2 separate regions of the Mus musculus genome follow, and region 1 is linked to region 2. Evidence: chromatin loops called from intact Hi-C (ENCODE). Cell type or tissue: left cerebral cortex. All regions are shown on one strand. Links, peaks and the distances in the headings refer to the core of each region. The heading gives the core; the rest is flanking DNA.

What was found. Hi-C counts contacts between places; a loop is a spot of excess contacts. Peaks named below come from ENCODE experiments on the same cell type or tissue, not always from the same donor. Only the 100,000 strongest peaks of a DNase experiment are listed, where the experiment ranks them.
Region 1: a loop joins it to region 2, with 2.7 times the contacts of the local background. A loop is called at or near these places in 2 of 42 quality-filtered maps.

The regions. Positions count from the first base shown.
Region 1 is chr15:43,862,134-43,873,944 of GRCm38, forward strand. It overlaps Tmem74 (transmembrane protein 74), which reads right to left and starts at 7,896. Exons shown (of 2, transcript NM_175502.3): 1 at 7,778-7,896; 2 at 4,562-5,914. The coding sequence starts at 5,512. The coding sequence ends at 4,595. In left cerebral cortex, for the core only: no CTCF peak of the experiment used is centred there; DNase peaks (open chromatin) are centred at 6,195, 6,371, 6,547, 7,061 and 2 more places; H3K4me3 peaks cover 2,188 bases; H3K27ac peaks cover 1,114 bases.
Region 2 is chr15:43,767,650-43,779,460 of GRCm38, forward strand. No RefSeq gene overlaps it. Among named protein-coding and RNA genes, the nearest start is that of Tmem74, 96 kb to the right of the region's middle. In left cerebral cortex, for the core only: a CTCF peak has its summit at 5,312 (motif pointing right); a DNase peak (open chromatin) is centred at 5,326.

The DNA of each region.
Region 1 (11,811 bases), core at 2,258-10,257, 95 kb after region 2:
TCTGCATACTTATGGGCTTATAATTGCAAAGTTATAAAGAAACCAGAAAGCATTTGTGAGACTCTGAACAACAATGGCAAAGAAGGTTTGTGTACTTTTAGTGTTTTCATTCTGAGGTTGATTCCAGACTCTGTATAGTTACCTGTGAAAGACTTCTTGTTCACAAAATCAACATGAAGGCATGGCAAATTCCATTAAGACTTTAGTCTAAGAACAACTTAGGAATATAAATGTTATATACCTACAAAACATAACCTAACATATATGCAGGCTTGCACACATCAATCTACATACTAAACAAACAAAAGCAATGAGTATGGTTTTAAGTCATGGACGTTTTCAAAAAGCAATTCTGTGTTTGCAGCAACATCTTTCAATTGACAGTATTGATATCACTCAGGCAAATTAATTCCAAAGTTGTATGCCCATAAAAACTAAGAGATATTTTGTAGAATACTGTGTGGACCATAAAAGGTTATAGCCAAAAGGAAACCGACAGTCAACACTGTTAATTATCTTGTCTTATGAGTTCCACAGTGCTGGGAGAAGCCTACTGGGACTTAATTTTACTTCTCTTCATCATGATCATTGTTTCTGTTCTGTCTTATAAAAGCTTAAGCTGTGCCAGGAAGCTGTAAGGGTGGGACTTGTTCTTTGGTGTAGTCAGATCTAGCAGATAATATTATATCTTGCTGCCACCAGGGAACCATTGACAAGCATTATGAATCCCTTTTGTCAGGGCACTTTTCTGTGGTAGCTTGAGTTGAGAGGAGAGGAGAGGCCTTTGGTCTTGGGAAGATTATATGCCCCAGTACAGGGGAATGCCAGGGCCAGGAAGCGGGGGATGGGTGGATTGGGGAGCAGGGCAGGTATAGGGGACTTTGGGATAGCATTTGAAATGTAAATGAAGAAAATATCTAATAAAAATTGTTTTTTAAAAAAACTTTCTAATAGATACATAGACATTTTCTCTTTTGCTCTGACCATTAATCTGGACCATTAATTATATGTGTGTACATTTGAGAGATAAAATCCAGAACTTTCAGATGTAATTATTTAAGATGCTTTCTTCTTATAAAGAAATTTAAAAGAAAACAGATATATATATATATATATATATATGCACTCATATCCTTCATTCTTGATATTCAGCTATCATAGTGTATTTTAAATTATTCACTTTAGGAGCGAAGGAAAGGAAGACACACAAATTTGGTATAGGAGTTTGTTTATTTACACTTGTACCTAACAGATGTATGCTAGCCATGGTCAAACTGGGCCTTAATCCAGATTTTTTCTAAAGGGAGAGGATGGGCTCAGATATTTTAAGTTTTTGATAACAAGGTAAGTATCTGGGTTTTACTCAATTAAGCAGTCACACGAGTGAAAACACCCCAGGTCAGAGAGAACTTGGTGGTTCTTAGCAGTCTTCTGTTCTTTTAAATCACAAATCAGATACATAGCAAGATACCCATAAAGAAGAGATTCACATGGCAGGCCAGTACATCACATTGCATGGTTATGTCATGAGTTCCAAATGGCTGGCCAGGAAATGGCATTGCAAAGAAAACTGAGCAAGTTCTGCAGCAGTTCCCTGTGCCCACAAAGGGTACAGTTTATTAGTAATGTTAGAAGCTTACACTGCCTAATGAAGCTTCCAGATAACAGTGGGCATTTTATGAAAGACATATCCAGGAAGCTGGAGAAAGATCCAAGGTCAAAACATAGCCTGAGTCTGTCCAGTGTCTGGTGTCTCACATGGTCAGGCCAAAGTAATTCTAGTACCCAAACCACTCTACACTGTACTGAAATCAATACAGTACAGAAATTGCAGAAAATTCAGAATTTTTCTTTGCCTGTGCTACCTTTATCTTTATTTTCTTGCAGTGTTGAGGGCTCCACTCACGGCCTCCCATACAGGCAAGCACTGTACTCATGAGTCATGTCCATATTCCTTAGCTTCATTCTAAATTCAAGCAATCATCTCAAAGTCAGGCACTAACAGAATGGGTGAGAGCAATACAAATAGAATACCTGGAAGAAAGTCAATTAAGGCAATTATCAGAATTACATCATCAGAGCCTAAAGAAAGCATCTGGGTGGCTTTCTGAATTGGTCCCCTTGGGTGTGTCTTCCCTCAGATCAGCAGAACTTAAATGTCATGCTATCTGTGTTTGAACAGTTTTAGAGAAGGCAGAAATGGGCATTTACTTAATTTTCATTTAAAAATCTCCTTTTCTGAGATGGGGTTTTTAAAAGTGCTATGTTCATTACAGGCATATCTATATGATTTAGTAACATGGTGAGTTCATTAACTTTTCTTCTATGATGAACTCTGACTTTTTCTTCCTTTATCATCAGTTTTATACAATCGAAAATATAGCCTTCATGTTTAATTTTCAAAGTCATGAAGAACTGAAAATTGGTCCACAAATTATTCCTGTCTTATTTGCTATGCAACCAATTAATTATGGCTTACCAATAAATAAAAACAAAATTCAGAGATCTCATATAAATAATCATGGATATTTTATTATATCTTGATGTTTTGAAATAGAGTCCCACTCTGTATTCTGTACTGGAACTCCCTATGTAGTCCAAACTGGCCTTAACGCTTTGTTCATCTCCATTCAGCCTCCCAAGTGCTGGGATCTAGGCGTGACCCGCCAGGCCTGGATTTAAATGGGTTTAAATTCTATTTCATATATTTTGCTGCTGCAGTTTGAACCCAGTTCATATCTACACACCCATGGAAGTAGATTACTCCTGTTTTACTTCAATATCTCCAAAATAGTTCCTCAAGCAGACTAGCGATCGAAACTGAATAGACCTCTAGAAGGTTTAACCTTCTAGGAATGTTCCTTTAGCACAGAAGACAAGAGAATCAAGGAAAAGCGAAGCAGAAAATGCAAGTTCTGTCTAGTCTTTTGTGGGTCGGTAAGCCAGCACATCATGTTCTACAGGGCAAGGCAAAGGATATGTATATGTGTATATATATATATATATATATATATATATATATATATATATATGTGTGTGTGTGTGTGTGTGTGTGTGTGTGTGTGTGTGTGTGTATACTCTTATTTTTACCTAAGGATTCTGTGACATGTTGTCATCCCTATCTCTCCCTTCCTTATTACATTTTCCTTTACCTGTTATTAAAGCTAACTCAACAACTGCCTCTGTTACCCCCAAAATCCCATTCATATAGATATGCAAACTCACACAATTTACCCCTCCTCCTTAATGACAACATAGATATCTACATTAGACTTAGGTATCCTTAAGAATCTCCAATGAAATACCTTTCTCACTAGCTCATCCCTTCACTCACACCCATTCCTGGCTCCAGTCCTTTTTTTAAGAATGAAATCGATAGTCTTTGTAACATACTAATTAAAAAACCTAAGTGGGAGGGTGGGGCCACTTCATGAAACATAAGAAGCCTTTCTTCCCATCCCTTTCCTGACCACCTTGCCCACAGTACTTCCCATAAACTTCCCATTTTCACTTTATGAGGCAAGAGCATGGTCCTTAAAGATGCGAAGTAGAAGGTTCTCCAAATTATGTTTAGTGACGGCAAGATGAGTCAGGACTCATAATAAACACAACTCTCAGTGTAAGATTTGGCTACAGGCTTAAGGACTCTTTAAGAAATGGCTTATGCTAGGCAGAGTTCTCACAGGTCTAGCTGCAACGACTCTGGAAGTTTTCTCCAAACCATCACCACAAAATGTCACTTGGGAGAATGCCAGGCCCATTCATGGTTCAGACCTGTCTGGATATGTTTTAACAGTCCAATGCTTTGCCACACATACATGAGAAGTGGTAAAAATTTCAAGGCCATTGGTCATCAAACTGAGTGCAAATCCACAAACAGGAAACAAACTATGCATCAGCAAATACTTCTACGTTCAACAAAAGCATAAGGAAATACTTTGTGATAACAGTTGTTAACCTCACATGGGTCTGAACAAGGTTTGTATCATTATCTTTATTATACGGTACATATTAATGACATAGTTGTCACTTCTAAATATAGCAATAATTTAAAATATAATTTCTGATAGCTTTAAAAAAATAACCAAATCTTTAGCTTTCAAAATATGCATGCTGCCAAAGTCTACATTTTAGGGTTTAGACAAATTATAGGAAGAAAATTTAGAAAGAAAGTGGAAAAGTACCTTTGGGAGTTAAATGTAAGCCTTACTATTTAACTAGTGCTTATGTTTCGTGGAATAGATTGCCAAGTGATCGAATTATGCAGGAGCCCTTCTAGTCCCTAGTAATAATCTCCATGTTTATGTATAAGACAACACTTATATATTAGGTCAGCAGAAGTATTTTGTTTAGAAGTAGAAACACATAGTGATTTCAGGTGAATTAGTTTTTAGTTCATAGCAAGTAGCAATTAGCTGGCTATGGTTTCTTTTACAACTTACATAGGCTTTCTTACACAAGATTCATGGAAATAAAACACTCACTGGCTTTTAGTTTGTGTGTGGTAGAACACTTTTCTTGTCAAACAAATAAAGGACCCATGACTTAATTTTTTTCATATAAAAGGTATGGCTGTCTCTCAAGGATTTTAGAACTAACTCTGTACAGCAAGGGCATCTTCCTCTACCAAGGACAGTTCCAGAGTGTCTTCATTAGTACTAGTTTTCATCCTGAAGTTGAAAGAACCATAGAGTTTTGCAGACTCTTTGGAAGAGGCAAATCTATTTCGACGATAGAGCTCTCCCTTCCACATAGACATCATCAGCAAACAAGACAGAACAACTCCCCCGAGAGTGAGGAGGCAGAGCCCAGCGATCACACAACGGTCCAGGTGTGCACCTAGCATTGCACTCTCCTTTTCTAGGCGTTCCATTTCCCGGGCTGCCACTGTATTGGGATCCACTGTCACCTCCCGAGGGACGATATAAGAAATGATCACTAGCAAGATACCAGTGACCAAGAACAAGATAGCGCTGATGAAACCATAGTCTACAGACTTCCCTGAAGATGTGGCTTCTGAACTTGTATCATCATCGTCTTCCGACATCAAAGACATGGCAGTTTCATGAGACCATTCATTAGGGTTTCCCCATCCCAGATCTACAGGGTGATTACTGCCTTTGGCTGATGGTGACCTCTGACTTCTCTGTTCCAAGTTGACGTTCTCATCCACGTAAGTAAAAGAAGTTTCTAGTTCCTGGCTGCAACAATTACAGACTTTGCGATCAGCCATTACTTGGTTGTTCCCTGAGTCAGGAGGTCCAGATAGGGAGAAGCTTGTTTGAATAGCACTGTCTTGGAGCAAGGAGGTTGGGGATGCTGGAGAAGTGCTAAGTCTACACACTTCCACCACATCTGCCCTTGGTGTTGATACCAAGTTTTTCTGATAGCAAAAAGCATCTCTGATGGTTGCCTCTTCTATATGGTCACCAGAAGTCTCTCCTGAACTCCACTCCAAAGCATTGCATGGGTCCACTGGGCTGTTCCTCTTAGACAGAGAGTGGAGCTCCATGGGAGCTGGATAGATTTCTCCCCGAAATTTCCAAACTTTTGCTATCAGCAACACAATTAGATAAGAAGAATCTGGCAGAATTTAATCCCGGACTGTAGGGAGGCCTGCTCCTCTGGTCCTCATTCCCTTTACAGCCATGGCTGGTTGAAGACACCTTGGCCTCAGTTTCTCATCAGAGTTACAAACACGGGAAAGGGAACCCGGGAACAGAAGATGATGGAAGGGGCAAATCTTCTGACTTGTCACTGAGGTTAGCAGTGAGAAACTCGGGTCAGGGCAGAAAAGGAGCAAGGAGAAAGTGGCAGAATCTCTGGGAAGAGCACACTGCCATCACCAAGCCAAATTTATCCAGGGACTCACACATTCCTGTGACAGAATCCCTCAAATGAGAAGGCAAGTTTCCTGTAGAAAGACACAAATGAGAAGAAAGGCAGGGCCCTTTTTGAGCAGAGCTGTTGGATTTCTGGAAGTCTTGAGCAAGAGCAGACTTCCTAACCAATTCAATTAAACTGTATGTTTATACTCCAGTTCAGAACAGATTCTAATACAGATCAACTTTAATGAATGCATGTTCCTCTCAGCTGGGGCTAGTTGCATCAGCATCTTGATTTAGCAGCTATGGAGTGAATGAAAAGGATGACTTAATCAGCCAGTGACTAAAGGAGGGATCAGAACTAGTGATTCACCTACTGAAATGGTTAGTAACCCACTTCCACAGCTCTGGGCTCAGTGGTAAATACCCATACGCACTACTACTCTGCTTAATTCACTCCCTCTTCCACAGGGCCATCCTACCGACATCACTGTGATTTCTACAAAACACAATGAGCCAGTCCACTTCACACACATACAAACCGCTTGCTCCCAGAGTGTCTGCCGTTCCCACTCACTGAGTTACTTCTCCCTACAGTTTGCCAACAAACAGTCAAGAGAAAGTAGCCACCCGGAAGTGTTTACAAACCCAGCACAAGTAGGGTGAGGAGTGAGAAGCAATTTCCAAGGCTAGCCCTGAAACACTATCTATGGCACTCTCTCACCTCCACGTTACCAAGAGTCTTGATAAGATAGAATTCTGTGTTGAACAGTAAGCCATCTGCTCATCTTTCCTGCCTCTGCTAGCTTCCTGGGGGGAAAAAATTCATCCCCACTCTCATCAAATATAGGAGGTTTAGTCAAGAACTCCTTTTGCTTTTATTTCAATCCAGAGTTGTTTAATCCATGATTGGAAGGGTAAGAGTCAAAATCCCCAATTCCAGCAGCTGGTGACAGAGGTTCAAGCAAGCCTCCCTAAGACAGTCAGGCAACTCACAGAACGGAAAAGAACCTTGACATGGTCATGCTTCCTGCTGCACTTCAAGCTTGCCCCACCCGGTCCTGTGTACTAAAATTATAAAAAGAGCGACAACAAAAAGGAGAAAAACACAGTGCTAAGAGTAAGGAAACTGTAACCGAATCAGAGTTTTCTTTCATCATGTGGACAAGCCCCCACAGAAGGATCCTTCAATGATGGAAGCAATGGGAACCGGTTTCATCAATTACCGAAATCATCACAGATGGATCCCTGAGGCACGAGTCGCTCTGATTAACCTTTGGCACAATTAGCTAATCATATTAGACTCCTTTATATAAAACTGGCAGGATCCCCCACGAAACTTCCAATTTATAACAGAGCGGGAATATTCTCTCTCTCTCTCTCTCTCTCTCTCTCTCTCTTTCTCTCTCTCTCTCTCTCCTTTCTCATCGGCTCTATGCTAACTGTACTGTCGATTTGCAGATCCGTAATCCAGCATCAGTTTAGGATGGATAATCCCAGGGGACCGGCTAAAGGTATCTTCTTCCCTCCCCACAGCCCTCTCTCTGTTTAAAAGCCCATTTAATGAGATTGCACCTCCAAGGCAAGAGTACCGTTTTCCCTAGTCTGCTGTGCAATTAAAGGCAGTAAAATACAGGCAGAACAGATAGGAACAAGGCTGGTCTGCAGAAGACCGCGTAGGGTAGTGGGATACAGGATGCAGGATGAGCGCACTGGGTTTATAGGACCCGCTGCCAGCACTGGACAGGGGTGCCCCCAATAGGCTGCGGGATCAATCATTTCTCCCAGCAGACTCTTGGCCCATCAAGGCACCTGCAGTCTGGCTGCATCCGCTTAGGTCCTGCAGGCACCTCAAGCGGGAATGGGGATGCGTTCCCCGGCTCCTTTTATCTCCAAGCTCCGGTTCTTTCCACTCCGCGCGCTTCCTCCCCACCCCACTCTCTGCTACTCACCTTCTGCTTTGGCCACTCAGTAAAGCTGAAGCTGTGAACACTCGCGTCCGCATGGCACCCGGAGAAAGTCCGTTATTTCTAGCCACAGCACTTGTAGCCTGTGTTTGCCGCTGGGTTATGCTGGGTGGGCGGTGCCCGCCGAATCGGGCAGGGCGGGGCAGGGCGGGGCGGGGTGCTTCCTCTGCTGAGCATCCCGGGAGATGTAGTTCAGGGGAAGTCCTTGCATCTCTTCGTTCGCGTTGTCCAGCATCTCCAGGATTTTGCTCTTCTGGGAAACAGTTTCCTCCATCCAAGCATTTACCTGCCTGAGCTTCGAGCTCTGGCCTCTCTAAGGTGAGTGTGTCTCCCTTACATCCCCAGCCCACCATCCTCTCATCCACCTGCTTCTAGTGCAGCCACAGGATTCTGGAGGACTAGGGAACCAAGCAATACATTTACTTCCAACTGTGTGCCAAGCAAGTTGCATACTTTGTCATATTGAATAGTCAAAACACATTTTCAAAGTAGAAGATTTTTATCAATTTTCTTTTTTAAAATGAGGAAGAGGGCTCAGAGAGATTCATGGCTCCCTGCCTACAAAAGTTAGGAGATCAATAAATAGTAGCATTTGAAATCTTATCCAGGAGTGTGATTCCAAAGTCGTTGCCTTTCCCATAAAAGAGGAAGAATATGAACACTGAGAGTAACAGTGTCAGTTTCTCCCCTGTACTTACTGTTATATCTTGGATCTGTTGAATGTATTAATAAATTAAAAGTTGGGATCCTTTATTGACAGGGCCTTTCCTACACATTTTACTTAATTCATTCATTTTTAGAGGTATTGTGAAAGTCCTCAATTTTACAGAATATCTGAGCTGCAAAATGCCCAAACTTATGCCACTGATTCAGTAAGTTCTAAGCATTATGTTGTACTGACTGGGGGTAGGGGGCGAGAGCAGAGGGTAAGAGAGGGATCAGGTTTGGTAATGAAAATTGAAGATTGCCGCCACTCTTGAGATAGGACAAGCTAACACCTCCTTTACTCAAAGTAATATTCAGCAGCACATCTTGGAAATAATGTGTTTGTGGATCATCTCCAGGTGTGATTTTTGAGACCATTGATTGATTCCATCCAAGAAACATAAGATTACAGTATCCATGCCATTTTCTGCTTGCAAGTAGCTCACATAAATGCTGCGGTCACACTTGAGAGACAGATTAGCTTCTTAAAGTGACACAGCAAATGATAATACCTTTTTTTTTATTCACAAACATTTTTAAAAGTCAATCTCTTGGTTCTTATTTCTTCTCTGGCTCACTATACTATATGACGGAGAATGTATTTTCTCTGTTTCTTGATTCCAGCCAGCCTTCAAAGACACACTTGCCAACCTTATTTATGAAGGACCCTCTCAGGACTATAGATTGGAAATAGAACCCAAACATAGTGTAGGTGCCAAAAAGGGAACAACTAAGATGTGAAAATATCCTGAGCTGATGTTAAATAAGGAGGTGCAGAAGGAACTTTGGATATTTAATTAAATGAGGAGACATTAGCAATATAAAAACTAGCTTTAGATAAAGTTGATTAAAACACCATGGTTTTTAAAGTGGAAAGCATAACCAAGGATGGTTAATAGAAACTATGAATGATAATATGTTACCACTTAGGTGTTTACACTATCTGTAAGGAATGCAATGCTTTTAAACTCATTTTGCAATGTAGAAATCAAACTTTGAGAAAGTATATTCTTACTCTACCAAAATCTAGGACCCAATAACCGAGATTCTAGTTTGCTTGTGTCTGATTTCATCATGGGCATCTTTGCCACCACACTATGCCCAGTAGTGTTTTGCCATTTGTTTTTCATGGCATGGCGGTCATGTGTAAGAGGTAAAATGGAAGTGTAAACACTGATGGTTTCTTATGCCAGTCATCCCAGGGCTGTGACATCTTGGGAGATTAAAGGACAACTTGGTAGGCTGATGGGGTAGGTAAGCCACTAGTGCCATAACACACTGGAGCAGTTCAGGTGTTGGGACCCACGGGGAAGTGCTATAGGATTTAATTAGGAGTCTGACTTGGCATTTGATATAAACAAGGTCATTTTAGTAGTTTTGCATGGAGTGTCTCAGAGAAGTGAATTGTATACTACTAGAAAGGCTTCATACAAAAGACAGACCCAATTATTAGCAGTGTTAAGACAGGGATTTGTCTAGTGGGATTATGCCTCCATGAACTCCCTGATGCCTAATTCTAATTTACATCTCTTACATGAAGTACTTTCCTTCTCCAGAGGAATCTATCTCCTGTGAATTTTTTTAAACATTGGAATTTTTTTTTTTTTTTTTTTTTTTTTTTTTTTTTGGTATTAGATTTCTCTGTATAGCCCTGGTTGTCCTGAAATTCACTCTAGATCAGGCTGGGCTCCAACTCAGAAATCTGCCTGTCTCTGCCTCCCGAGTGTTGTGATTAAAGGCATGTGCCACCACTTCCTGGTTGGAATTTTAAATATTTATTATGCACTACCTTGTGACATGTCTTGAATGGCTAGATAACTACTAAATGCTGTTCAGCTTGTGACGTAGGCACCTAAATAAATATCTAATGGCGTCTGTAAACACCTTATGGTCACAACTGACGTGTTAAACATCTTACACGATGCAGACAGTTCAAGTTTCTCTTTCAATCAGTGAAGTAATATTACAAACCTCAATTGAGACATGTTATGATTATCAGTTATTCTATCATTTCCTACTATCATCACATGCACATAAAAATAAAACAAAACATTAGACTCCACACACTCTTTAACATTAAAAACTCAATGGGGAATGCAGAGAAGCCTCACTGGTCAAGTGTACTTGTTTTTGTAGGGAACCTGGGTTCAAATCACAGAACCTGTATGGCAGCCCACAACTATCCATAAGTCCAGGTCCAGGAAATCTAACTCCCTTTTATTGGTACCAGGCATGCATGTAGTTCACAGACATACATGTAAAAAAAAGCACCCAAAACATAAAATAAATAAGTAAATCTAAACAAAAATGAAGTTGATTTCATGTGAATATACTACAAAATTTCCTTCAGAATGTTGCGGGGAAAAATCATAAAGAAGGGTTGACTGAATTCCTGAAAGACAAACTTTGCAAAAATTTATTTTCTGAAAAAAAAAAAAAAAACATACTTCCAGCCTTTATCATGCACTGTCATATCCAAAACATTTCTACAAGCCTGACTCTGAAACTTTTTCTCACGAGTTTTTCCTGGTCAGCTTCCTAACCTTCCTCCTACTTGGCACGCTACTGGCATAATGCACTTCCCTTTAAGTTGGGATTTTACATATGCAGAAGTATTCCATATATACTTTACACGGCTTTCTATATGTTTCTCCTTCCAAAATAAAATTCAGCTTCCTTGAAAACCAGCCTCTTCTATTACAGTCTATGAGCATGACATAATGAAGCATATATCCAGTAGCAAGAAGTATCTGCTAACAAAGCCATTGGCCTTAGCAAAATGAGAGCATTAAGAATCCATATAATGATTTTTATTTACATAAATTTTAATATGCCTCAATTTACTCTGATATTGGAGGAATAATAATTATTCTGCTAGATTAACTAGTAATAAAATAGATTCCAAGTAAATTGACCATTGAAGTCAAGAGTAGTGCTGGGACTTTTAACATCCAGCCTCTTGACAAAGTAGCTCATCAAATTTCTCCCCTCAGCCAAAGTAAGTACTAATTGCAAATAAACTTCCTTCAAGGACTTAATGTTTTCATGAGGCTGAGCAGTGGGAAAATCAGAAGATGATTTTGGGACACTTTGGTTAAAGTTTGGAAACAGTCCAGGTTGATGCTTCTAAGTTATAGAAGGCTGACAGTGTTTATAATTTAAAGGAGCCCTCATTTATTAGAAAAACTCTATAAATAAAAAATAAAACATTATAAATTTAATATGTACACTTGCCATAGCTATTCAGGTTTGTTAAATAAGCCCCATGCCTGAACACTGACAACAGAAGAGGCCAAGAGTCAGTGGTTTTACAG
Region 2 (11,811 bases), core at 1,543-9,542:
CTCTTACCAAGTAAAAACTAATAATTAGTTTTGATGTTATCATTGTTAGCATACATTTTCACAAACATTTTGAATGGCAATATGGCATTCCATAAGAGAATAATTTTATTGGACAAATTCTCCATTTTGGCAGTTGAGGACTTATGTTCATTTTAAAGACCACATCCATTGCTGTCCGTATTCACAAACCATAATGAAGCTGGAGAGCTGACTTTAGGCTTGTATGGTGATGTAGTGAACACAGTGATGGGATAGGATGTAAACTATGTCTACATTTTAAATAGAAATCTGGAAACTCTGAAGCAAACCAGAGCACCAGGAGACGTTGAGAGTGGAGAAGTTTACCAACCTACCAGCTGATACACACACATAAGAAATCCTGTCTCAAACTGAGGTTTGAGAAGTTTTTAGGACATATAACTAACAAGAGAATTTCCCCAGCAAATGCTATGCATATTGCAAAATTTTCCACTAGAAATTTTATATCACTATACTTGATATCTATAAAAACATTTCAATGACTTAGTGGATGGTATAATCTCCCATTGACTAAACTATTTGAAACTATGTGTTAAAAAGAACAACATGTGCACAGATGTTTATTTAATTTTCTATTTTTCTTCATGTCATGATCCTGAGATTTTATTCACATAAACAACCCTTTCAGGATCTGAGATAATTTTCAACACACATAATTTTGTTCTTAATTCTCAGACTTCCAAAAATAAACAAAAGTTAAACTGAATTTCAAAATCATTCTCCAAGGGTGGTCAAACCAGCTGTGCACAAATTTAGTAAAATGTGTTTACAAGTATCTAAATATATTTTAACTGAAATCATCACATTCTGCATTGACTTTGATTAAGAGAAAAAAGAACCTAGATCTCACAGCTCTTCAGACAGCTGTCTGCCCAACTACAGAGGAAAGTGAAGACTGACTCTTGTGCACAGCAGAAAAAACTATTGAGTGGGCAAGGCTGCGGGCATCATTAAATAGTAGCCCAAATTCAGTCCTGCATTGGAAAACACAGGAGCATTGTATACGTTTTTAGACATGCATGTGAGATCAAAGCTATCAAACCAGGAAACAATGAGGTTCTCAGGAGGCTAGAAGATAGATGAGACTTGAGAAATTGCAGCCAGATAAGATTCAGTTTTGTTCACTGTCACAGAGACTGCTGAGCAGGCAAATATCTACAGGTATCCAAGCACATGTTGATACAAACAGGCTGTACATAGACAGGCACACTTCTTCGTAGTCTTCATCCTTGTCCTCGTCCTTGTCGTCTTCCCCTCCGCTTCCCCCTTCCACCCCCTCCCTCTTCCTCCTCCTCCCCCTCCTTCTCCTTCTTCTTCTTCCTCCCACCCCAGCCCTTCTCAGGTCTCTGGAATTTTATAGCTTATCCGGAGGCATCAGAATTAAAATATCTGCAGCTAGCACAAACCACACCCCTGCCACAGCATGAGGCAAATCATCTGCTGCATTGACAATCTGAAATAGCCCATAACCTACACCTGAGATTATGTTATTTTGCATAACATAACTGTTTATTTTTAAAGAAATCAACATTCTACCTACAAAACGGTGAAGGGGAAGACGAAGACACATATCTCTAACCTCGAGGCTATAATTATATACAATCACAGAAAAGTGGCATTTTGTCAGGAATAGTTATTGCTTTGCTCTATATGGATTCTTGGATTTATCTATCTGGGGTGGTGAGGGAATGAAGAAAGGACAAATACAAAGACACGCAGACATAGAAACTGAGATCAAGGTAGACTGGGATTTCTGATGGAGAAGGCACAACATCCTGGAAACTCAACATCTTTATTACATGCAATTGAACACGGAGGTGAGGTTACTGCATACTGATAATCATGGAGGCTGCGTTACTATATATGGCTCAGCAAGGAGGCAGGCTTAGCTAATTTCAGTAGTAATAGTCTCTGTAGGGAACTAGTCTCAGGCCAAAAACATCTGTGAGCAGAAAACTATGGTGGACATTTTCTGCAACCACAATCATCTGCAGAAGGACCAGAGGAATTCTTTGGCATCCCTCTGTACCTTACTTGGGGATGACTTTGATACTCCCATGGCTTTGTCGCATTAGAATACTTGACATGACATACCCATGTAAAACCATAAACATTCACTTAATGCCTATAAGTTTATAACACATTACACTATTACATACTTTTGAGTTCACTTCATACCTGGCATTCAGCCATTTTTCTTTCTCACTCTAGGCCTGTACATGTCCAGTGTCAGCCATCTTCTGTCAAGATAAATAATCACATTAGAACCATGTTGCCTAAACATAAACTGACCAGTATAACCTTCAACAGAAGGTGTCCTCACACCTTCATTTTGAAGGTCATTTGAGTGCCTTTCTCCTGTTTTTATATCTGTTCATACTTTATAAACAAACAATTTTGTATCTGTTGCCATCATACGAATATTATAAATGTTTTAAAGCAACAGGCACATAAGATAAATTTACCTACTAAATTAGGCAAGCCCTAATTTAGAGCTCTGCAAGCAGTGTACTAGCCCATGCTCCTACCTCTTGTGTCCAGCATGCATTTGTCATAAAGAATAAGCTCCGGTAAACATGACTCCGGTAGAAAGCCATCAAATGAAGACAGAAGATTAAAGCATTCACTTCAGAGTTGATTTTTAAGTCTCCTGAGTTACTCAATGTTTTCAGTCACTAGAAGTCTACTATGAGAGAACTCTGGAGCAATGAGGTGAATAAAACAGCATTGCAGTCTCAGCTGCTGCTGATGCAGGTAAGCTACTCAAATTCAATTAATTTTCCCTCAAGAATCAGTTTAAAGCTAGGGATATGGGTCAATTGGTAAAGTGCTTATTTTGAAGGCAAGTGGAGCTCAGTTGAGATTTGAAGTTTGTGAAGGAGTGTGTACCTATAATTCTAGTGCTGGGAGTGGAGAGATGAGGATCCCTGTGGCTTACTACTAGACAGTCAACCAAATTGATGACCCTATCTCAGGAAATAAGGTGAAGAGCAACTGAGAAATACAACAAAGTCATCATGTGGTCTCCATTTGCACATATGTACATATATACTTACACATACATATTCATACACAGACACATACAAATATATCAGACAGACAGACAGACAGACAGACACACGCGTGCATTTTTCTCAATAGAATCAAAGCCCAGATGAATTATAGATTCATGCCAAAATTTCAAAAACTCATAACTGGCCAGACTAGCCAAACTGATGGCTGTTGAGTTCTCAGTTCTAAGTGGAACATCATTATCAGCTCCATACTTGCACATGCTCAAGGATCTGTGATCATCAAGGGAAAGCGGGTACAGATGAGGAACAATGCTGTGAATGCTGTCTCCTGGACATGTCATGGTCATTGCACTCACAAATTCACTGCACCTCTGGCTACTGGCACAAAATCAAGCCAACACTATGCGTCAGCATCCCTCAGGCAGCACGAATTGGATTGAATGGATTATTGAAAAAGGGAAGTATATGAAGGGAAGGAAGGAGAAGAGTTGTTGGAGATGCCCAGGTGGTGCTGGATAGGTGATTGGACAATATGATCAAGATACATTGTATAAAATTGGTCTCAAAGAATGAACTAAAGATGGCTTTTAAAACAGAATTATATACAAAATTGGAAAAGATCACACTTGCCTCCTCTTCCTTGCTTTCTTTGTTCTGGCAGTCTGTCTCTAAGCACTCTCCATTCTTGAGATTGTAGCTTTGTTTTCCTGAATGTCGGGAACACTTTGTTGTAGGGTCTAATCTCCTAAGGGTTTTGTTGAGACTGTCTCCCCCATTTACTCTATAAAACCAAACTCTTTAATTTTATTACCACCTCTAATCAATAATATCGATTTATATATATAAATTTCTCCAAAGAGAATATAAATTTTATGAAAATGAAGACTTTGCATGAAGGGAAATTAGTCTAATCCATCACTTTATTTTGTTGTATTTTTGTACTAAAGGGACATTGGAGTCCCTTCATAATCTTCCTTTCTTTTCATGTCTTATTCCAAGCAATTAGGATCTCATATTACCCCACATTAATTTCCTAGAAATATATAAAAACTAAAGCATGTTAGGTTTTCATGCTATTTCCTCAGTGAAATTATTTTAATATTATTCAGTCAGTTTATAAAAATTTTTAGCTTTATGCATTGGGTGGTGAATCCTAAGAAATATTTTGCCTTAATTCAATGTCAAAAATGTTTTCTACCATGAATAATATCAGATATTTTATGCTTTCAGAAGCTACAATCAGGCCCAAGATTAATTTTGACACTCAGGCCTAGCATTGCTTTGGCATTTGTCTTACTTTGCTGTGAAGAGACACCATGACCAAAGCACCTTTTATAAGGCAAACATTTAATTGGAGTTGGCTTAGTTTCAGACATTCAGTCCAGTAGCACCAAGGAGGTAAGAATGGCAGGATGTAGGCAGACATGGTACAGGAGTAGTAGCTGAGAGATCTATATCTGAATCCACAGGCAGGAGCATGAGTCTGTCTTTTTCAGGCAGCCAGGAGAAGGCTCTGTCTGAATTGACAAAGCTTGAGCATAGGCCCTCAAAGCCTGCCTACACAGTGACCCCTCCTCCAACAAGGCCACACCTCCTAATAGTGCTGCTTCCTATAGGCCAAGCATATTCACACTACCACAGCATTACAATATACCTTTGTTATATGAATAATTGCAGTCTCCTTGTTTCAAGATCATATATGCAATATACTTTTGTATTTCTGTCTATAACATCTACAGGATCTTGAGGTACCTGGGACATAGGATGGATGATGTTGAGGATGATGATGATGGTGATATGGTGGTGATTGTGGTGGTGGTGATGGTGGTGGTGGTGGTGGTGGTGTGGGTTGGGGGTGGTAGAGGTGATGGGAGTTTATATTCCTCCCCCAAACATTTGCTTCCATTGCGTTGTGTTTTTCTGTGCAATATCTATGCCTTGTCTACTCCTGATGATTATGTTCTTGGTTTATCTGCATGTGAATCACTATTCACCTTCATACCACTGCCATGGCCAAGGCCTTGATTAGAATGGGTTATGACATTTGAATTGTGGAGGACCCCATGTAAGTTCTCATGTTACTATGCTTTCACATGATGAGATCAGGTCATCTGTGCTCGTAGGTATTCTTATCTAAAACTAGATCTACCTATCTCATAGTGCTAAGTCTACGCTAACAAAGGTGAAAGTACAGTGGCCTAGGACAGAGAACTGACACATTGTGATCAGAGCTGTTGGGTCTGTGGTGCAGTAAGTTAATTTAACCCCTAGAGGGTGCTATGAGCGAGTAAGAATCCAAGGAGCTGATGAAATATATGGTGTTTTTCTCTTGGATTCTGTTTTTAGCAAAACTGATTATGGGGTGGTTTAAATTGCACAGATTCATTGCCATGTGACATTATGTATGCATTCATTAAATTGTGAAGCAGAACATTAATTTAGGTTCAGTCTGGGTTAACAATAATTTGAATTATTTCACAAAATGTTCTTAATGTCCTTGGCAATATTGGAAAATTAAAATAATTTCACATACCACAGTAACCTTCAGTGACTGACCAAATTTGTAAAGCCCATAACTTATGATATTTATATATCATATATATGAATATGAATTTGATTACCCTAAAATAGGCAAGGCAGCAATCACTTTGGATCTTACAAACCATAACCTTTCAGAGAAATTAATTCTTCCTGGGACAAAGATTGCTGAAGCAATAAACTATAAATGGCTTTTACGGAAGCAAATCCAAGCAGAAGAGAGTTACAATTAACATCAGAACTCCAGATAAATCAGAGCAGCCCTGATTTCATTTTCAGCTTATTGAAAATATGCAATAAGAAAGATGTAACACTCAACATAAAATCTAAGATCTAAGATTAATGGGTAATGGGGAGGGATATAAAAGGACAATGATATGAAATTTATTCTTTACATAGTCTCCAAAATGGTTTTCCTGAAAAAATTACTGAATTTGATTTTTAAAAAGCAATTGTATATGATCTATTTTCTAAGTGAAGGGAATGATTTTGTGTTTCATTGTGAACGTATCTTACAAAGCATTTGATACCTTTAATAAGTTCTCATTAGCATAATGAGGTGTTGTCCTGAGTTTGAGCTTCATAGCAGTGCTCACCCTTTCCCTAACATGTCGGTGTAGAAAGTGAATTTGTTTGGAGACTGTGTTCACTGGACATTCCCTTCTCTCCATTCTTGACTTCAGTCAACCCTCCCTGTAGGCTTTAGGGAGAGTATGAATATCCTCTTCTCTTCTTTGGGAAAACTCAACTATTCTATGGACTGCCCTTGTGTGCCATGGTTTCCTTTTCAGTAACTCAGCACACACAGTCTGTTTTAGTTATTAATAGAGTCTAGACTTCATGTGTGAACACTGCCTAAACTTTACTTTCTCTGGTGTCCTGAGAACCTATTTGGGTGTTGCATAACTATTATGAGTGAAATCCGATTTTTGATGGCAAGGGAGTCAGTGGTGCTTTGTACCATATACCTTCTTCACTATGGAAGATGAGGATGCTAACACTAATGATGCTGATTGAAGTGTATAGGTGACTCCATTAACAAAATTAAGACATTAATATATCATTTCCTCTCTTTCCAGAAATGTTACTTATTTTTATGGTCCATTAAAATCTGTGTATAAATTTTTAGGAAAATGAAGGACATGTTTAAGTTACTTATGTTTACATAGACTCATTTAGTCTATTGCTATGAAAGGATGTCATGACTGGGGCAACTTATGCAAGAGAACATTTAACTGGGCACTTGGTTATACCTTCAGAGAATTAGCCTATTATCATCATGTCAGGGAACATGGTACTGGCAGATAGGCATGGTGATGAACAAGTAACTGAGAGTTAGATCTGATTCTCCAGTAACAGCTGCAAGAGAGGGAGAGAGAGAGAGAGAGAAAGAGAGAGAGAGAGAGAGAGAGAGAGAGAGAGAGAGAGACAGAGACAGAGAGACAGAGAGACAGAGACAGAGAGAGAGAGATGGAGAGAGACAGAGACATAGAGAGACACAGAGACAAAGACAGACAAACAAGGCCTCACCTCCTAAACCTTCCCAAACAGTTCCATTAACTTTGTACCAAGCATTCAAATGTATGAGCATATAGAGCCATTTTCATTCTAACCACCACATGGAATAAAACTCTTTTTTGGGACTGGCTGTGGATGTGATGTTGTTCATTCTCACAAAAAGTTCATGTGTTAGGAAGTCAGTTCACAGATTGGCAGTAAGGGGAGGTAAGGTGGCCTTTGAGAGGTCACTATTACTCTAATAGTAAGGTTTTGTAGCTGGTGTATGCCCTCAAAAGGCATGGAAGCCTAATCAGTTATTTCTAAGGGATTAATTACTCTGAAAGCATGACCCTGGCTCCACTCTGTCTTTTTTTGCTTTCTATATAAAGGTTCAACTTTTCATCCTGACCTCTGTCATATAGGGCCCTAGACATAGTCCATGCTTTGCCTTTTGGGTAATCATCTTCAAAGCAGTGAGCTAAATATGCTACTTCATATGTACCTTGTTGACAATATTTTTATATACATGTATGAATATACATATATGTATATGTGTATATGAAGAGGTTCACATACATATGAAGAAATATCAGACCATGTCATTCACTTACTAATTCTCTCCGATGACTTCTGGGTTCAGTAAGAATGAGCTAGATTCTTTCTTTAACTCTACCCTCCTAGACCTAATAATGCTAATTTTCGCCAGTCTATTCCATTTAGAAGCTAGCCTATCTTTTCTTCTCTCATTCTGACTTCCAGCTGTTGAAGAGGTTTCTCTCCTAGAACATTCTTCCCTTAAGTATCCAAGAGACGCATTTCTTCTCATTGTTTGGAACTCAAGGCTATTACTTAGCCTTCTGGGACTGACTCATCTCCAAAGCTCCTCAGCTTCCAATTACATTTGCTGCTGTGTCTGTTACAGTGCTTTGTACCAAGTGCCCTCTAACACTATGTAGTGCACTGTGTAAGAACAGATGGCCTGTGTATCTATGCCTCCCAGCATTCCTAAAGACAAACAAGAGCCTGGGCACTCATTGATCAAACAATTAATATATGTACCAAAAGATAATATTTCTTAGGCTTTTCCTTTAGTATTCTCTCAAAATGTTTCTTGAGAAAGCTGAGGTTAATACAGAAATCACCTAAGTTATTTTAAACATGTTCTAAGTTAATAAGTAGAGCCTGTATGTTGGCAAATGAATGTTGAACATCTTTTCCCTAAGATGGTCAAGGGTAGGTGTTGCAAATTTACTGGAATCAAGTAGACATGGAGAAGATCATCTAGAGGCCCATTGGACACGCAAACTGTATATGCCCCAGTACAGGGGAACGCCAGGGCCAAAAAAATGGGAATTGGTGGGTAGGGAAGTGGGGGGAGGGTATGGGGAACTTTTGGGATAGCATTGGAAATGTAATTGAGGAAAATATGTAATAAAAATATTAAAAAAATAAAATTTAATTTAAAAAAAGGAACCATACCGCAAACCCACAACCAACATCATACTAAGACAGAAAAACTTGAAACATTTCTACTCAAATTATAAATAAGCCAGTGACATCCACTCTCTCTACTTCTGTTCAATATAGTGTTTGAGGTATTAGCCAGGGCAATGAGACAAAAACAAAGAAGATAAATGGGATACAACTAGGAAATGGAGAAGCCAAAATATCCTTATTTATAGTTGATACGATTTTATATGTACAAGAACCTAAGGATTTTACCAGGAAGCTTCTAAAGCTGATAAAAACATTAAGTAGGGCAGTGGAATATACAGCTAACACACACACACACACACATACACACACACACACGCATTCATACACAATCAATAACCTTTCTGAACATAAAAAAAGAAACACATGCTATGAAAGAGATTAGGGAGATAATATCATTCATAATAGCTTCAAATTAATCTTGTAATAAATCTAACAAACAAAAGGAAAGACTTATGTGATGAAAACATTAAGATACTGAATAAAGAAACTGTAGAAGCTGTAAAGAACTCCCATGATCATGAATTTGTTCAAATGATATTGTGAAAATGGTCTTCTAGTAGACAATCTATATATTTAATGCATTTCACATCAAAATTTGAATGCAGTTCTTCACAAAGGTTAAAAAAAAAATCTTAGCCAGGCGTGGTGACACACGCCTTTAATCCCAGCACTCGGGAGGCAGAGGCAGGCAGATTTCTGAGTTTGAGGCCAGCCTGGTCTACAGAGTGAGTTCCAGGACAGCCAGGGCTATACAGAGAAACCCTGTCTTGAAAAACAAACAAACAAACAAAAAACAAAAAAATCAAAAAAAAATCTTAAATTTAATATTGAAATACAAATGATCCAAGAGAGATAAAATAATCAGCAACAATGAAAACATAGGGCATTACCACCCCTGATTTTAAGATTTATGATACAGCTATAGTAATAAAAACATAGTGGTATTGGTATCAAAATATTCTCATTAACCAATGGCATGGAATTGAAGATTCATATTTAAGCTCACGTTGCCACAATCACATTTTTTTTTTATAAAAAGATCAAATTATTCACTGGAGAAAGGACAGAATCTTTAACAAGTGATTTTTGCCAAACTGGATAGTTACATGTAGAAGTATGAAACTAGATTATATTATACCTCACACTTCACAAAACTCAAGTCCAAGTGCATTCAAAGACCTACATGCAATACCTGATACCACAAACCTGTGAGAGAAAAAGGCATGGAATGACTATTTATAGGCACAGCAAACAATATTAGTCCAACAGTTTATTCATGAAACCTTATTAAAGTAAACAGCTTCTGTATAACAAAGGATACTATCCTTCTAACAAAAAGGCAGTCTATAGAATGGGAATAAAATCTTTACCTGCTATACATCTTATAGAAGTTCAGCATCTAGAACATGCAAAGAATTAAAAAATAAAACCAAAGCAAAACAAAACAAACCTAAACACTGAGAAAACAAATAACCTAAGTAAAACTTGGGGTATAGAACTAAACAGTTCTCAAAAGAAGACGTGCAAATGGCTGAGGAATATAATTTAAACAAATTCAACATCCTTAGTCATTAGAAAAATACAAATTAAAGCTACATTGAGAGTTCATCATATCCCATTCAAAATGGCTAGGATCTTTTTTAATGACAGTAAATGTTGACAGGGATGTGGGGAACGAGAAACACTTGTTTCTGGTGGGTGTGCAGAACTGGTGCAGAACTGGTGCACCCATTATGGAAGCCATTGTGACAAGTTCTCAAAAAATGAAGAATATATCTACTACAAGAAACAGCTATCCACTTCTGGGCATATTTCCAAAGGATTTTACACATATTTACTCATCTGTGTTTATTGTTCCTTTATTTATAATAACCAGGAAATGGAAAATGCTTATATATCCATCAACACTCATCAGAAAAGCTTCATTTTGTAATAGATGATGATTAATACAAAGACCCACAACTGATCAAATGCAGATAACATTTAAGATAAATGGGACAGTCAACTATGTCACACCCTATTCCCTAAGATGCAGAGATCAGCACAAAAAAAGGGATCAGGAATATTGTAAGAGTCTGAAGTGAGATAGTATTTGCTAGACCTGACAGGGCCATTGCACACATAAAATCACAACAGCTATGTGAATGTAGCACAAGTTCTGTAACTAGATCAAGCCATTGCCACCTTCTTGCATGGTTTGCAGGGAGTTGGCCTAACATAGTGAGGGAATGAAAAATAGACAAACATGAATGGACAGAAATAGCTCAATTTGGGTGCATTGAGCTCACTAGTGGAGAAACAAGAGCATCCTGGAAGTTCAGTGTTAGTCCCTCAGATGAAGGAAGTAAGACCACTGACCCAAACTGGCCAAACTAAAGCAAGCTGTACTCATGTACACAGGAGCCTGTCAGCTGGGGCTATCTTCCACTAAGTTGGGGTTCAAAAAACCAGCCTCAAGTCAAGTTTTATGTTCTTTTAATAGGGGAAAAACATGAGAATTTTACAGACATTGTTACAGAAGCAAAATAAGGCAGTTAAGAAAGTCCCTCCTTGAACAATGTGTACGGAATATTTCTAGGAAAATGGAGCTGGTGGCCTGGGCTGGGACATAGATGGTAGAAGGGTAAGTTCCCAGTAACCTAGGTCAGACTGCAGGTAACAGATATGTATGTCTTACAATAAACAGAAATTTAACTCAGTGTAGCAACAAAAGAACTCCCAAGAACAAAATGGAGTCTGCCTAGTTTCTCACTCAACTTACTTATTATATAGAGTTGAACAGAGAGCTGGGATTATTGCATGGGGCTAAACAAAGGGGAAGGGTTTGTGATATACAACTGGGAATAAGAGGCAGGTTTGAGTAGTCTTGGTAGGAGGAGTCTCTGTAGGATATCAGTCTTTAGACCATAATGTTTAGAGATGGGAACAAGTTAGAGTGGACACTTTCTATACACATTATTGATACTAACATGTAGGACCTCCATTCCCCTTCCCCAGAGAGGCTTTGTTATTTCTCTAAGCCTAGCCTGGGGACAACTCTATTTTCCCCAGTCTATCAATGATCTTTGGCATAGCCAACCTCATATCAATAGCACTTAGGACTTCCTCTGCTCCCTATAAGCCAGTCCAAATCCAAATTTAAATGGTGGAAAGTGTAATGAGGTCCCACACCCTAACTGAGAAGCTATTGACAATTGGTGGCTGCTGTAGGAAAGAGAGCCAG